Regions from separate parts of the Mus musculus genome. Here region 2 is linked to region 1. A link is a contact called in ENCODE POLR2A ChIA-PET data. All regions are on one chromosome and are shown on one strand. Each heading gives the region's core, a stretch centred on a gene start or an enhancer-like site at or near the end of the contact. The rest is flanking DNA. Distances are from core to core; before and after follow the strand shown.

Region 1 (2,999 bases), core at 328-2,827:
CCTGAAGAAGGAGAGTTGGAGGGGTCAGCCTTGTTTTCTGTTCCTTTTTCTTCCGTGGCTTGATGTTCTGCCTCCCCCAAGAAAGGCACAGGGGTGCTGGGTTTGTATCCCGGAGCTATGGAAGCAGCAGAAGCTTGGTAAGTCTTCACTGTTTCTCCATCCTCTTCATTCTCAGCTGGACCACCCTCCAGCTGTGATGTGGGATAAGCGGGCTCAGCCACTCCCTCTTCTCTAGCCACCACCTCCCCAAGCCTCTTATCAGCCCCTTGCAGGCCAGCGGGCTGTAGTGTGGCCTTGCCAGCTGTGCGTTCCATTTCCTTCTCTCTAAGGTCATCTTGTCCTGGCTTTGCATTGTACTCATCAACATTTGAAAGTCCCCAAGTTTCAGGAGGGGAACTTTCAGCTTCCACAAGGCAGAGCCTCTGGGCTGCTTGACTCTGTTCAGGAGATCCACTTTCTTCAGTCTCCCCATGAGGGAGGAGGTTACCAGAGACAGGGGTAGGTGTCAGCAGAGCCGCAGCTTCTATCTGATCTGCTCCTGTTACTGTTTTTGCCAGCCATGCCTCTGGGACTTCTGGGCCCCTCAGGCGGCTCCAGGCCCGACTGAGCAAGCCCATCAGTGGGGACAGGAGATAGAAGTTGTGGGCGTCCCTCCAGTGCAGGACATGCTGGGGTCTTGGGCTCGGGGCCATGTGTCTGGGCTAGAAAGGGGGGAAATTTGTTTAGAAGTCGCTCTGGGAAACAGTCTCGGGTCACAGCACTGAGTCATGGTAACAAATAGTCACAGCAGCAACACGTGAATGCCTGCCTCGAATTCCAAATAACATTGCTCACACCCAACTCTGCCACTTGGTTAATCTCTCTCAACACCCAAGCTCTACATCCTTAGAACCAAGAGCCCACACTCTTAAACCCTTCCCTTAGCCCCAGTCACAGTTCCTGGCCAGCCCTTCTCAGACCTGTAAGAGTCTGGCTTTTTAGTGACCTTTCGTTCCTCAAGCTTGTGTTCATGCCCCTAAAACCTCCCTCTGCCTACCCCTCGGACCCTGGTTATTCCTCCTGGGGTCCTTCCCTTTATTTGGCGCTATACAGATATTGCCGGTCGAGCCTCCCGGCCCCTTTCCCTTTAAACGAAGAGTGTAGACGTGGGCTCTCCTCTCTCAGACCAAATAAGCCATCTGGGCTTCTGTGCCTTTTCCCCAAACCTGGAATCGCCCTCCAGCTTGCCCCCTCAGATTCCACAACTCTCTCCAGTCTCCTCGCCAGAGAGTCCTCCCTCAAAGGCCGCCCCATCCCCCACTCACCGGCGGGCTGCACGTCACCCCGGGGGCTGAAGCGCCGGTTCTGGTTGCCAAAAGCGATCGTGGGTCCGGACTGCTCGCGAAGCCAGCGGGTTCATGTCGCCCTCAGGCGTGGGGCTCGGGGACGCAATGTTTCACAGGCTGTAGCAAAGGCTGTCCCGGCCGGCAAAGGGATGCGGGGTCGCGCGGGATATCGCATGTAATCTTCCACAAACTCAGAGCTGACTCAATCTGCGCCAACATCGTCCACGCGGCTTTTATACCCTGACGCGGCGCTGTGCTGACGTCACCGGAGAGGCGGGGTCTCGGAAGTCCCTGGGAAAGGTGGAAAGAGGAAAACAACACTGAACTTCTCGCGGAGACTCCGCGCTCTGTGAGGTCACCGCAGCTTCTCAGGCGTGCCCTAGGCTCAATCGAGAGAGCCGTCGATCTCACGTAATTTCCGAGCAAGTACGCGAACCTTATCTGGCAGTCACGTACCGTGCCATTTCCCTTTCCTTTTATTTTCTTTATTTGAGAGGCTGGGACTGGTTTCCATCTCTGTAATCCTCCTGCTACTGTCTCCAGAGTGCTAGGATTAAGGGCGTACACCAAGACTTCCGACCTTTTTTCTCCAAGCAAGAGTGACTTTTTTTTTTTTTTTTTTTTTTTTTTGGAGAGTGGGGGGGGTTCGAAACAGGATTTTTCTGAGTATCCGTGGCTGATCAGGCTGGTAGATCAGGCTGGCTTCAAACTCAATGATCCACCAGCCTCTACCTTCTAAATGTTGGGATTAAAGGTCCCAGCCACCACTCCCCTGTTAGCAATGGATTTTTATTAGAAGACAAAACACCCAATGTTTTTAAATTTTATTTATGTATTTTTTTTAAATGTAGGAGTGGTCTGTCTGCTTGTTTACCTACGTGCTAGAACAGGTCATAAGATCCCATTACAGATGGTTGTGAGCCACCTTGTGGTTACTGAGAATTGAACACAGGACCTCTGGAAGAGCAGCCAGTGTTCTTAACCACTGAGCCATCTCTCCAGCCTTTGTTTGTTTTTCCAAGACTAGTTTCTGGTTGTCCTGGAACACAACTTTGTAGACTAGGCTAGCCTAGAGCTCACTGAGATCCGATTGCCTCGGCCTCCTGATTCCCGGATTAAAGGCTGGTGAGATGGCTCAGAGAACAGTGACAGCCAGGCGTGGCGCACGCCTTTGATCCCAGCACTCAGGAGGCAGAGGCAGGTGGATTTCTGAGTTCGAGGCCAGCCTGATCTACAAAGTGAGTTCCAGGACAGCCAGGGCTATACAGAAAAACCCAGTCTCGAAAAAACAAAACAAAAACAAAAAACCAACACCCCCCCCACCCCCCGCCAGAACAGTGGCTGCTATCTCACACCTCACAGGCAAAAAAAAAAAAAAAAAAGACAAAAACCAAGATTTTCTTTTAATCTTTTTTTTTTTTTTTTTTTTTTTTTTTTTAAATTTTTTTATTTATTTTCTGTACATGAGTACACAGTAGCTGTCTTCAGACACACCAGAAGAGGGCATCAGATCCCATTACAGATGGTTGTGAGCCACCATGTGGTTGCTGGGAATTGAACTCAGGCCCTCTGGAAGAGCAGTGAGTGTTCTTAACCGCTGAGCCATCTCTCCAGCCCCCTTCTTTTAATCTTTATGTGAGTGTTTTCTCTCTCTCTCTCTCTCCCTCTCCCCCT
Region 2 (2,999 bases), core at 220-2,719, 120 kb after region 1:
GTCAGGGGGAACTTGACATATCACCTGTACATGCCTCCAGAACAGAGACAAGGGCCCAGGGCAAATCTGCAAGTTGAGAGGTCAACCCTGGGTCCCCCGGACCCACCTCTTTGGGAAAAGAATTCACAGAGACCACATCCTCGGTAGGACTCTCATTTTCCTTCTCCAGGGGACCAGAAACTCAAGCCCCATTCTCCTCCCTCAAACCTACAGTGCAAAGAAGAGAAGCTTGACCTGGAACCTCCTCCCCCGGGACCCCGGCCGTGCATGCTCCCCGTGATCTGCAGAGACACCCCATTTTCCTATCTTCCACACCCACAAAATCACCCCGTGTTTGCTCCACGGGAAGTCCGGAATTCCTCATTTTCCTGGCTTTTCCGAGGCCCGTTTTAAGGTCCCTAAGTACCTTTCTCCCTGTCCTTTACTCCGTCCCCTCATGCCTGTCGCTAGGATGAAGCCTTCCTCAGCAGGAGTCTCCAGTCCCTCGCCCCCTTCACACAAGCTGGAACTTCAGACCCTTAAACTGGAAGAGCTGACGGTGAGTTTAGTGTGCAGTGTCCCAGGGCTGGCCCTCTTCAGGGCTGGCACCAGACCCCGCAAACTCAAGGCCTCTGCCCTAGGAAAGTCGGTCTGGATTGTGGTTCCTCCTCTTGATTTCCTAGTCATCCCTCCCCAGAGCTCAGCACCTTCTCTCCCAAACCCATACTCAGGTCTCAGAGCTTAGGCAGCAGCTGCGCCTGCGGGGACTCCCGGTGTCCGGGACCAAAGCGATGCTCCTGGAGCGCATGCGTGGTGGCACCCCGCCCAGAGAACGGCCGAAGCCCAGGCGAGAGGACAAAGAGGCCGCTGCTCCCTGGCCCCGCCTCAAGCCCAAGGCGCTGGGAACTACTCGGCTACCCAGCACGGTGAGGGCGGGGCTGTGTACACATGGACCAATAAAGAGAAGAGAAAGAGAAATCGGGAAAATTAGCCAATGAAATGTTGGAAAGGAGGTCTGATTTGCACCTAAGGGGCGGGTCTCAACCAAAAGCTTGAGGGTGTGGCCAATCATTGGTTGGTCTGAGGATGTAGTTGAGAATACAGGGAGGGCGTGGTTTAAGGGAGAAAAACCAATGACAGGATAGGGGCGGGGGCTGTAATCTTATTTGTGTAGTAGGAGCGCTTGCAGCAAGCTTACTGGAGGTACAGCCACAAGATGAGATGAAAGATAAGATGACTCTGAAAGTTATCCTCTGATGTGTGCACACACATACATACATACATAATACATACATACATACATACATACATACATACACGCGCGCTCACGCACACCCAGTAAATAGTTTTGTTTTGAAAGAATTGGGTAAAGCCAAGGAAGGGCCGGGTCAGGCTTGGTGTGCCGGGCATATTGAACTCCCACCTTTCCTGGTTCTAGGTGAAGGCAAGCGCGACAAATCGTAGGCTGAAGTTTTCTGGAGCTACGGATCCCCTGGGAGCAGCTCCCGCTCCGGCTTCTGTTCCTGCTCCCACTCCCTCTCCAGCTTTGGCTCCGACTCCGACTCCAGCTCCAGTTCCAGCTCCAGCTCCAGCTCCTTTCCCGACACCTCCAGCTAGCCTGACTCTGGAGGAGGAGCTGCAGGAAGCGATCCGTAGGGCGCAGGTGGAAAGGGATGAGGGGCTGGGAGTGCTCGGGGATTGGGCGGTAGACCTAAGCAGGATCTAGGGTCACGTGGTGTGTGCTCATCCACAGCTGCTTCCAAACCGCAACATCGATGACATCCTGGAAGACCAAGTGGAGCCAGATGGTAGGCGATTAGCTCCCACATTTAGGGGAGGAACTGAACTTGGGAACTCCAGGGTCTCGTCGAAGGAGAAGTGGGTTGGAAACAGCGCAGTGAGCAGAATCCATCCCCCTAAAGCTCACACTCCTCCTGCAGACCTGCTGCCTCCCGTGCCCTTGGACTTCCCTGGCTCATTTGACCTGCTGTCTCCCTCCCCGGACTCGGAAGGCTTCTCTTCCGTCTTCTCTTCTTCACTACCGTCCCCCACAAGCTCCCTGTCCCCTTCTCCAAGGGCCCTCACTGATTCCTTGGACTGGCTGGAGGCCTTGAGTGGGGGTCCACCACTGGGCTCTGGGCCTCCCGGCCCCAGCATCTTCTCTGCGGACCTATCTGATCCCAGTGGCAGTCTGCTCTGGGAACTGCTGCCAGATCCTTGGTGACAGACCCTTGGGTCTAAGGAGAGGTCATCTGCATCCACAGGGACCCTCCAACTACAGAGTACTGATGCCCTCGTCCCCTCCTGACTCACCGCTGCTGCTGATATCTTATGTGCCTGGACCTGCCTATGGGGCCTCTGTATGGCCCCTCCCAGGCCCAGTGGTTGGGGTTGGGGGGTTCATTTGCTACTGGCCAGTGCATACAAGCTTGCTGCCTCCCTCAGAGACCTGCAGGTTGTGTGGCTGCCTGTCATCTGGGGATGTGAAACTTTGTGCTGTTTGAGGTCAGGAAAGGACCAGGTAAGAGTAGAAGGACCGCCCCCCACCCCCACCCCGTGGGCCCCCAAGTTCTAGTTAGAGGTGAGAGGACCAGAAGCTACTAGTGAGAGGTGACTACAAACTCCCTATGACCTTGAACTTATGGCCCCACCCCCACCTCAGAGCTGTGATTTTATCTAGCTTTCTTGGGGTTTTGTTTTGTTTTGTTTTGTTTTGTTTTTGAGAGCAAGTGTTGCTATGTAGTGCCAAGCTGGCCTCAAACTTGTTACAATCCTCCTGCTTCATCCTCCTGGGTGCTGAGATTACAGACATGAGCCATTATACCCAGTTCTCATGTCTTATTGAAGGGCTTCCCAGAGCCATGAGGTGGGAAGATAGATAAAAGGGGAGAGGAGATAGAATGTTTCCCGGGGGAGCCTCTGCCTCCACCTCGCGCTGGAAGGATGACTGTCTAGTGAATTAAACTGTGGATCTCGCGTGTGGCCCGAGGCTCATGAGACTGGACAGCTGCATTCACATT

What was found. ChIA-PET counts read pairs that join two places held with the same protein, here RNA polymerase II (POLR2A).
Region 2: POLR2A ChIA-PET joins it to region 1 with 12 read pairs in embryonic stem cell. The contact joins the enhancer-like site here to the promoter of Ppp1r15a in region 1. POLR2A ChIA-PET finds 5 or more read pairs at or near these places in 3 of 5 experiments (Patski and embryonic stem cell).

Annotation. Positions count from the first base shown.
Region 1 is chr7:45,524,691-45,527,689 of GRCm38, forward strand. It overlaps Ppp1r15a (protein phosphatase 1, regulatory subunit 15A), which reads right to left and starts at 1,578. Exons shown (of 3, transcript NM_008654.2): 1 at 1,305-1,578; 2 at 1-701. The coding sequence starts at 692. It also overlaps a transcript of Plekha4 not described here.
Region 2 is chr7:45,642,787-45,645,785 of GRCm38, forward strand. Mamstr (MEF2 activating motif and SAP domain containing transcriptional regulator) reads left to right here. Exons shown (of 10, transcript NM_172418.2): 5 at 1-143; 6 at 451-538; 7 at 711-905; 8 at 1,418-1,642; 9 at 1,733-1,787; 10 at 1,920-2,982. The coding sequence ends at 2,203. Among named protein-coding and RNA genes, the nearest start is that of Mamstr, 4.3 kb to the left of the region's middle. Within about 2 kb of position 1,470, at least 1 of the 3 ENCODE cell types and tissues checked has a DNase peak (open chromatin) inside an H3K27ac peak, as active enhancers do.